Regions from separate parts of the Homo sapiens genome. Here region 2 is linked to region 1. Evidence: read pairs that join two places in POLR2A ChIA-PET (ENCODE). Cell type or tissue: PC-9. All regions are shown on one strand. Links, peaks and the distances in the headings refer to the core of each region. The heading gives the core; the rest is flanking DNA.

Region 1 (5,386 bases), core at 84-5,083:
AGGCTCCGTGGGTGTGGGACCCTCCAAGCCGTGCGCTGGATATAATCTCCTGGTGTGCCGTTTGCTCAGTTGGAAATGCAGAAATCACCTGTCTTCTGAGTCACTCACGCTAGGAGCTGTAGACTGGAGCTGTTCCTATTCGGCCATCTTGGAACCACCCGTCTGGGCTGGGTTCTTGTGTGCACTGAACTCACAGTGCTTGGAGGGAATTGGTACCATGGCATACAAACAGGGTGGAAATACAATCACAATGTGTTGACGTGTGCTGTGCTGTGGCAGCAAAGAGGAAGTGGCTTATTCTGCCAGAGGGCATCATGAAAACTCTCTGCCCACCTTAGGGGGATGCATTTTGAATGAGTGGCAGGGGTTCTCTAGAGATCCAGGCCAGAAGGAACAACATGTGTAAAGACATAGATTTATGAAAACACAGGATCCAGTTCAGAAAAGGCCAAGAAATTCATTGTTGCTATAGAAACATTGAGCTGGTAGTGGGTACTCAAGGGAGGTGAAAATTGAAAGGTAGACAGAAACAGATTATAAAGGGTCTGTATTTGCCACATTTAGAGGATTTGACTTTATTCTGGAGATCATTTTAAAATATATACATTGACTTTTTTTTTCTTTCCAAATTATAAAAGTAATACATACTCACTATGAAAATTTTAAAAGTGTTAAATGGAGGAGGGAATCACCCATAATCCTACCTCCAATGAGGACCACTGTGAACATTTTCAGTCATCATTTCAGATACACATACACATATACACACACACTTACAGGCCCAGATATGCAGATGGTCTTGATACTTGCTGTTCTCATTTAACTGCATGTTGTGAACATTTTCCATCTCATTAGAATTTATAAAGCCTGCATGTATCTCATCCTATAGCTATATCAAAATTTTTTAACCAATCTTCTACTGTGAGATATTAGACTACTTGTAATTTTTCCACATTTTAATGAAGCTATAAAGAATATAGGTGATGAATTCATTTTGCATAGTTGCTCACTTTTTACCATAATTTAAAATCACAATTTCTGATTCAAAGAGAATACAGATGTTAAAGTCTTTCACATGTATGGCAAAATTGCTCTTGAGAAAGCCCGTACCCATTAAGATACCACTTAATAGGGCATAAAAGCATTGATTTCCTCATTCCCTTGCCATTATTGGTTATTGCAATTTTTATAATTTTTGCCAATGTGTTCTCCAAAACTAATACATTATCAATATTTCACATGCTCTTTGTTACTACAAGAGCATTTTTTTTTTATGTTCATTGACCTTTTGATTTTCTTCTTTTGTGAAATGCCTGTCCCCGTTCTAGGATCATTTTTCTATTAGGATATATATATATATTTTTCTGATTTATAAAAGCTCCTCATATATTAATGATATGAACTTTTGTCTCACAAATACTTTTTCCAGCTTGTTAATTATTTGTAATTTTGTTTATGGTAATTGCAGGCATAAACAAGTGTTTAATTTCTACATGAGCAAGACCATCAATCTTTTATGTTTAAAAAGGTAATCTCTGAGATCCAGTAACTATTTGCCTTAATATCTTTTAATTATTTGACACATCATACATTTATTCACTGTATGGGTGAAATAAGAACCTAGTTCACCCCGTCACAGGCTGAATAATGACCACCCAAAGATTTCAGGTCCTAATCAGTGGAACCTGTAAATGTTACCATATAAGTGAAAGAAGACCTTGACAGTGTATTAAGGATCTTGACCTAGCAGAGTATCCTGGACTATTCAGGTGTCCATTAATCCAATCACAGGTGTCCTTGTAATAGAGAGACAGAGGGAGGTTTGACACACACAGAAGAGGGGAAGGCAATGTGAAAATGGGGGCAGAGATTGGAGTGATGTGGCCACAAGCCAAGGAACACCAGCTGCCACCAGAAACTGGGAGAGGCAAGGAACAGATTCTTGCCTAGTGCCTCCAGAGGGAGCTTAGCCTTGTGAACACTGATTTTGGCTTAGTGAAACTGATTTGGGACTTCTGGCCTCCAGATTTGTGGGAGAACAAATTTCTGTCACTTTAAGCCACCAAATTTGTGTTAATTTGTTACATCAGCCACAAGAAATGAATATAACACCTCATCAAATAGTTTTCCTAAAACCATAAAGAATCCTTCTCTTACTTGTCTGAAATGTCACCTCTTTCACATATAAAATATTTATGGGTAGCAGTCAACAAGTCCCCACCAGCTGCTGGTTACTGGGCGTAAATTTGTCTGAACTAAAACCTAATTGCTATATTCATCCAGGTTGCAAATTCACGGAGAATCACCAGCTCATGATCACCAGCAGCTGAGCATGCGAGCCAGGAGCACTGGGGTTTTGAGAACTGAGCGCCACTGCAGGATTTTACACCTGGCAGCAGCAGCTCAGCCCAAGAGGTGGCAACACACCCAGAAGAGTGTCAGTCCCACAGACATGAGCCATCATCAATACGGACTCTGAATCCTCAACGGCTTCAACATTTATTGCAGAAACATGCTCGCCTGGTGCATCAAGGAGGCCATTCTTCTCAATAGAGCTGAGAGATGTCTCTGGCAACTTTTTTCTGGGACAGGCACATTTGGTATCATTTATTAAATTATTGAGTTTCCTGGCATTGTCCCTTGCCAACCTGCCCAACAGGAACTTATATATCTTTTAATAAATTTCCTTTTATAAAAAGTGTATATTCATATATACATGTGTTTGTTCCTGTTTTTTTTAACCCATCAGTCTATTCTTATATCAGTAAGCATCATTTTAATTATTTTATCTTTTAAATTTCATATCTGGCAAAACCAGTATTCCCTAATTTTTTTAACAAAATTTATTATTCTTAACTAGTCTTCCAGATAATAGAAGATTTAGAATGGCTTTTTTAAAGTTCTTTTTAAAAATTTCGTTTATGAATACATGAAGTTTACAAATTAATTTGGAAAAAAATTATCTTTTCAAAAGATTATTTGTTTCAATTCAAAATTAGATGTCTATTATTAAACCTTGTTTTATGTCCCACAGGAACTCTTAAAATTTCCTTCATACACTTCCTGCACATTTCTTAAGTTTCTATCTAGTGTGTCTGATCTCCCTCCTGTCCTTCCTTTCCTTCCTTTCCCTCCTGTCCTTCCTTTCCTTCCTTCCTACCTTCTTCCCTCCCTCCCCTTCCTCCCTCCCTTCCTCTCTTCCTTCCTCCCTTCCCTTCCCTCCCTTTCTCCCTCCCTCCCTTTCTCCCTCCCTTTCTCTCTCCCTCCTTCCCTCCTTCCTTCCTTCCCTCCCTCTTCCCTTCCTCCCTTCCTCCCTTCCCTCCCTCCCTCTTTCCTTCCTCCCTCCCTTTTTTCCTCCCTTCCTCTGTGCCTTCTTCTCCATTCTCTCTCCCTCCCTCTCTGCCTTCCTCCTTCCTTTTTTCTTTCTTTTCTTGGTGTTTATACAGTGTTTTTGAGCAGAGGAGTGACATATGATTTCTTCTTTGGCAGCTAATTTTAATTTCTAACTTTGTTTTGTTATTTTCATAGGCTAATACTGAAACTCATTTTTAGGCTCCAGCAGATGCTGTGTGGGTGGTGGCAAGAGGTAGTGCAAGTTTAAGATGGTGGGGACAAAGCCTGAAATTTTTAATTAGCTCTTTATAATCAAGGGATCATTATTCATATATTTTGAAATTGCATCCAGCAGGACCTTATGACTTTTTAAAAAGAGAAAAATAGCTCTCAAAAAGCAGCAATTAGAAGCTTTGTGAAATCCAATCAATTGTGTGTGTGTGTTTTTTTACCTCCTTGCTTTAGATGAGGGAGGAAAACTTCTATGCATCAGTATGATCTCTGAGCCCCACTCCAGCCTCAATCATGCTTTACATTATAAATCTAGGCATTAGGAAAGCTTTAGAAGAAGAGGTAGCCTACTCATCAGGTCTGAGAAATAGCCCTCTGATCACATCTGCCAAACTAAGACAGTTACAAGACAGAATTTGGTGAAGACCTACTCTGTAAAAAGATAGAAGAAAGATATGATTTCATTTTTATCCATGACAGAAATGGGCAGAATAAAAGAAACCAGTCTCTCCTTCATTTTTCCCATCCTAAGTGAATAGAAAATGTTGGGTAGAAAAACTGAAGGCAATGATTCCAGGCTTGGAATAAAATGAAGTAGATGTTTTAATGGCACCTCATCTTAGGTGCCACATTAATGATCACTAAAGATTGATTAATGTTGGTGATAATGACCATAATATCATTTTTATTAAAGTGCAAGAGCAATCTGTAAAAAAAAAAAAAAAAAAAAAGCTTCTGAGCTAAGCAGACTTTAACTAATCAACACCCTGCCAAGGAAAAGGGAACATTCTGCCAGAATTTAAGCTGAAAAAAAGAAAGTCCTCAGGCAAGTTTATATAAAACCCAAGAAAAGTGATACATAATAAATTAAATATACTGAAATAAGCAAAGCATGAATATTTAATCACTTGGCTATTTTAATTTAAAGGGAGCTGTAAGACCAACCAAGGCTCACTCACATAGGATGGAAAGTTTAAGCCTTGATTGGCAGTACCAGAAGCTGTCCTGAATCTTTCTTTATTCAGGAGACTGGCAAACATTACATGGCACCAACATGGAATCAAGCTGCAGGCCAAGCCAAAGGTTTGCCAGGGACTGACTGCATCCCAGAATCAACGTGGCTGAGCGACTTGGATGCAGAACATGCAGCGCATCTAGCTTCTTGCATCACTGGAAGCTTGCAGGTGCCAAATGACAAGACAGAACCTTCTGTTGGTATCCTGGGATGAGGCCAGCCCCCTTAAAGAGACCAGTTCTCCTAGATTAAACCGCAAAGCAGAGATGAGTGCAAACACATCTAAGAACTAACCATTCTGTGGACTGAATGGGTGAACAATGAGTAATGGGTTCAGAGAGAGCAGCTGAGGAAGGTGCCCAGAGAGGCAACATGGGGATCCCACTGCCATACAGAGGGACGCCTGTTCCAGCTTCAGCAAAAGGAGGCTCTATGTTTTGGGGAAGGTTATTTTCCCTCTCTGGGCCTCCATTTCCATCTGTGTTTGAAACCCTGCCCTTTGTGAATTATAGCAAATCGATTCCACACCCCTCCATTCTATGTCCTGTCAGAAGTCCAAGGACATGCTCTCCGATATTTCTGTACGCAAAATAGCAAACAATTCTCTGCCCTCATGAGGTTAACTATCTGGGAGGGAGAATGGATCCAAGACAAAATAGTAGGAAAAAGACAAAATAGTAGGAAAGCGTAGGAAAAAGAGGGGACATGTACTGACTGGTCCGTGTCCTGAGGGAATATCTCGTAGAGCTGCAGAAAGATGGCAAGAAGCAGAGATGAGTGGAAGATGGCTTTGCAAACCACAGGAGA
Region 2 (5,386 bases), core at 275-5,274, 180 kb after region 1:
ACATCCTGGAAAAGAGCAGAGAATGGGAGAAATGTGCTGGAGAGCAGAGCTCATCTGTCCAGCCAGCACTCAACTTAACTGTGGCCAGAACCTGCCATTGGATATTTCCATGCAGTTATTAATAAGCTCTACACAAAAACTACCTGGAGGCTGAATCTGACTCTGGGATTTGGTGTTAAATACCAGAGGGTATACAGTGTCCTGCCAAGGATAAATTTTATAACCCTACATTCCTTTACTGGTGATTTATATTCCTTTCCTTATCAGGTTAGAAAGAGGTAAGGGTACAATCAACGGATTCCTTATCAAATCAAAAGTCCTAAGGTCTGGAATATGTTATTGAACTTGTGAACAAAAGACATTCTAGGATTTGAGATATCAATTCAACTTGTTTCTTGCACCATTATGATAAAAAGGAGAATTCTTTGTAGTTTATTATCTCACATCTACATTATCTTAATTTATCTTCCCAACTCTGCAAAGCAAGCAGAGCTGATATTCTGTTTGAGAGTGTGTGGATATGAAATTGAAGATCAGGGCCTGAATAGCTTCTCAGGTTCCCATAGCCATTTCCAGAGCTGTCTCATGTTTTCTGACCCCAAGTCCAAGTTCTCTCCAACACAGTCTTTCCCGGGCAGATTATAGGGGTTCTACCCACTTCAACAGCAGGTCTTCAAATAATGTTTCATTCAATATTATTTCGTTATAACATTGATGAGAAGGAAAAAAATAGATTTCTCCCCAGAGCCGCTGTCTTTGTGGAGTTTGCATGCTCTCCCCGTATCTGTGTGAGTTCTCTCTGGGTCCTGCAGTTTCCTCCTATATCCCAAAGATATGCACATTCAGTTCATTGGTGTGTCTAAATTGTCCCTGAGTGAGTGTGGGTGGGTGAGTGAGTGCACCCTGTAATGGGAAAGTGTCCTGTTCAGGGTTGGTGTCTGCCCTGTGCCCCAAGCTGCTGGGATAGGCTCTGGCCACTGTCGACCCTGAACTGGAATAAGCAGTTGAACAATTATCTTGCTTGTTTGTATTAATCTTAAATCTATGTATAACTCAAATTTATTTCAATGCTTAATATCCAAAGTATATTGGTGTTTATTTGGAAGTTCGATGTTTTGAGACCAAAAATATGCTGTAGGAACTTAACTCTTGTTTATATCATTTAGCCTATGGTAAAATTGGTTTCGTCATACACTATTTTGCTTATAGTTGCAGTTTCCAAGAACCTATCAACAGTGTTAAGTGAGGACTTACTGTATTGCTATCTTAATAGTCCCTGGTATGAGCAATTTATCACATAGATGAAACTCCTTTATAAAGAGGTACTTTTAGCAATTTGACAGCTGAAATCCTTCAGGTGGATCCAAAAGGTACCCATCTGGTATTGCATTCTGTTCTTTCTATAATGGTCTAGAGTAAGTTTATTTTAATAGTTTAACTATAAAATATATTCACATTCATTATTAATACATGGTTTATGCCTTTAAAACAATTAGTCTAAGGCCTTTGAACAAAATTTAAAACATTTTAAAAGCATCTTTTAAGGAACAGTTTGCATTGTTTATTCAGTTCAAAAAATATTCATTGAGCACCTATCAAGCATTGTCTAGGGCAGTAAGAAGGCAGAAGTGGTCAAGACAAGGACCCTCCTCTAAAGAGCTTAAACCAGAGAGAGGAAGTCAAATAAGAAAAAATAAATAAATGCATGTATTGCTCTAAGAACTAAATTGGAACAAGGGCAGAGGGATCCAGAAGCAGAGAAAGGGCACTTGATCCAGTTTCAGAGAAGGCTTTCCAGGGGAAATAACATCAATGCCAATAGTTTGGGAGAACAGAGTGTTGTAACATGTTTCCAGCCTCATGTGTACCTCCAGGGCCGCTGGGGAGCTCTGACGAATATTTAAACGCACATGTCCTTTCCCACTGCTTTGCTTTACCCACTCTACTCCTTTAGCCAGAAAACCTCCTCTTGAATTTTATTCCTATATCATCTTCATCATCCTTCACAGCTCAGCTTTAATGTGGTGTCTTCTCAGAAGCTTTCCTTGACCATATTTGAAGAAACTGAACTAAAGCTAATCTGAAAAGCTTGTAAATGCAAGACTCAAGTTCTATTACATTGCCCTTGATCATTCAGAAATTCTAAGCCCCTCAGCTAAATTTAGTCATTAAAAGATCACTGTCCATTCTTTAATGTTTTAAGAATAAGTTGTACTATTTCCTAGTTGACTGTTAGTGGAGCCTACAGGGGGAAATCATGGCCATTCCTAAATTTCTCCAAGGCTTGTGTTATTGCGGCATCTTGGTCTCCAGCTGAAGCCCTTGGGGAAAGAGATAAAGTTGCCCCTTCTGTTCCACTGGATCCCAGCTTGGGTACGTCAGGCAGCTTAAAGGGTGACCACCATCAGAATCCTTGGTCAACTGGTGGCAGTTTGGGGTGAAAACATGTCAAAATTACATTGCAATTTTTTTACTCTAAAATTACATAGTGGTTCCTTTGACCATCAGTAAATCTTTACAAATGGGACCAAAACAACTTTCTTTGGAGACACCATGGGACTAAAGAAAGAGACAATATTCCTATTATAGAATTTTGCAAACTCTCCGGATGTCCTAACAATAAGTTACAGATGTTTAATCCTAAATTAAGAAGCTAAATATAATGTGGACTTTACAAATGGCAATTTTCTATAATTTGAGGAAAATATCTGGTAGCTCAGTTCCCACTAGAAATGTTTGGCAATGGTTCTGCTCTCTGTTAAACATCTCTGGTATGATTTCCTAAGGACAGAATCATAGCAGAAGACAACAGATTTTTTTTTTTTTTAAAGAAAAACAACATAGAATTGATCAAGAAACTATAATTTGAATTTTCCTCTGGGCATGTGGGTATTGTTTTATAACTGAGAGAAGCATTAAAATATCAAGGGAACTACATTCATATTTGTATTAATTCTATTGAATCATTTCTTGGCTTATCATATTTTGTGTTATTGCCTTGTTCTCCTTTGTTTTGAAAAGAAACTTTATCAGTTTTCCTGTGTCATGCCATTTTATCTCTTCACTCTGCCTGCAATAAGATATCAGCCTAATATTGGCAGAGCAACTCCGTACAATGATCCTTTGTTCTGGGAAAAAAAATTGCATGAATAGTATATTATTAAAATAGAGAAGGAAGTGTGTTTCATTTGTTATTTATTTAGTGAATATTGTCATGGTACCAGGTGCTTTACAAAAGACAAATAAGTGAAGCAATAATACGGTGCACTTGGATCTTGCATTTAATGTAAGGATCTCTGAGTACTTACCAAACACTGACTCATAAATCAACTCACTTCAGATAGGATGTAAAGGTTGCTTTAAATCTACAGTCAACTTTGCAGAACCTGCTGTAAAAAATGCTCCACGGCACCAAGCACTGTACAGCCTGCCTTGCCGCATCTCTGATACCTCTGAGGACACAGGGAAAGATGAAATCACAATGGGAGTGGGGCTATGAGAGATGGTGGGTGAATTTTGAAGAAAGGAAGCTAGAAAAAAAAATGGTAACAAATAGAAGAGAATCTGGGAAACTGAAAGCTAAAGCAGTGAATTTCATAGACAACTGACAGATAACTTCAGGTTCTAAACAAATGCAAACTTGACAGCTGTCAGAGTAAATATTTTATTGACCTTAGATTTGGCTCTTATCTTTGTCTAACACATTCGTGACTTCTGAAGTTGGTTTCTTCTGCACAGGAGAAAATTTCTCGAAATTTTTCAAGATATGAATAGACTGGATTGTATTTTTCTAGTCACAAAGCTGAAATCTGCTCTATCCTTAATAATTATCACGTAGAATTTGCTGCATACCATCTTGATGTGAAAGTTGAAATTAGGAAAATCTTACCAACTCAGATCACACTAAATTCTGAATCTGTCGGAAGATAGCCAGAAATCTGTAGAAGACTACGCTTCTGAGATTTTTCAGGTAATGCCCAAGCAGGGTTACAGCTGTGACACAGCAGAGGCCAAAGGCAACAGACAGCAACCATTCAGGTATCCCTGACATCCCTCTGCAGGCCTTCACAGAGAGTCAAAACTCAATATTTCAAAATGTATGCTTTTTCTCTCGGAAGAGTTTGGTGAGCCCTATAATCAGAAAGAAAACAGACAGCAGAGGGCCGGCAGCCAGGTCTTCCAATTACTATTTCAAAATCAGGAACCAGAGACCATGCCTGTGCAGAGGATCTCAGCTTGAGCCTGGGTTTTCTGCCATCCATTTGCAGGGTCCAGGCCTCTCTTGGCTTAGGCTGGTGGCTTGGGCCAGATGGAAGTCTAGTGCATGGGGAATGAGCAGCCTCTTGGGAACAAGCCAGCATTGCACCTGCTGCTGGGAAGTGTGTGATCTGGGCACATTACAGTCTAGTGGAGTACCAGGCAAAATTCCACTCTCAGGGAAGACGCAGGTACCCCCAGGAGACAGCTCATTATAAGAGAGGAAGAAGCCAGGAATAGGGCTGAGTAACGAAGTCTTAGAATTCAAAGAGGGTGTAGGAGGGGTCTACATGGAGCAAGTGGTCTCTACTCAATGCCCAGCCCAATCCCTTAGACCACATGCTTAGGTCCTAGGGAGAGGCACCATAACAAAACTTGAGTAGCTGTTTCAATAGATGTTTTAGCCCACTGGGCTCATGTCCCACATCTAACACAGTGTGACACAAAAGGACAGGAGCCCTTCTTCCTGACTCTGCCAGAGGCCATTGCCAACTTTGGCACTCAGTGATTACAACTGTGCCTGCCCTGCCTGACAAGCCTCATAAGCTCAGCAAGAGTGACTCCAGGTTGGAGAACAGGGAAGAGGAGCTGCAGCCTGGGACAGCTCAGATCCATAGGCAGGAGGGCCTGGGGACACCTGTAAACCTCTCCTTGAGGACCCCTAGATTACTTGAGGGAGGAAAAAAAGAACATTATTAGAGAGCTTATGACAGCTGTTTGAGAAAATAAGGTATTTGGGGTTGTGATTCGAATAATTTTATGTGTCTGAACATTCATAATTTTCCCACATTTGCAATTTCAGCTATTGTCTGTTTCAAAATCAATACATGACAAGAGATTGCACGTTTGTCTTCAGAGAACATGAGGAACAGGTTAGATGAAAACCTACTCCACAGACCCTATTGGGAAGAACACAGCAAAGTCATGGAGTGGATTATTGGTGGAAGAAAGAGAAACAGGGTAATATTTTAGGTTCTGCAATAAGAAAGAAGGTGAAGTTTGAAGAACCTGACGATCCCCAAAAGGACTTAACAAAAGTAATATAAATGTCTTAAACATTGGGGAAGAAGAGGGAATTTTCAAATTTCATATAGGAGCAGACTGTATCCAACCATGTAGCAGGATGTAT

Evidence for each region. ChIA-PET counts read pairs that join two places held together with the same protein. Peaks named below come from ENCODE experiments on the same cell type or tissue, not always from the same donor. Only the 100,000 strongest peaks of a DNase experiment are listed, where the experiment ranks them.
Region 2: POLR2A ChIA-PET joins it to region 1 with 6 read pairs; 4 of 35 experiments call an interaction of 5 or more read pairs at or near these places.

Annotation. Positions count from the first base shown.
Region 1 is chr5:74,222,579-74,227,964 of GRCh38, forward strand. No RefSeq gene overlaps it. Among named protein-coding and RNA genes, the nearest start is that of LINC01335, 83 kb to the right of the region's middle. In PC-9, for the core only: no CTCF peak of the experiment used is centred there; no DNase peak of the experiment used is centred there.
Region 2 is chr5:74,405,180-74,410,565 of GRCh38, forward strand. The region is part of intron 2 of LINC01331 (long intergenic non-protein coding RNA 1331); the gene reads right to left. Among named protein-coding and RNA genes, the nearest start is that of LINC01333, 86 kb to the left of the region's middle. In PC-9, for the core only: no CTCF peak of the experiment used is centred there; a DNase peak (open chromatin) is centred at 3,252; H3K4me3 peaks cover 1,138 bases; H3K27ac peaks cover 1,967 bases.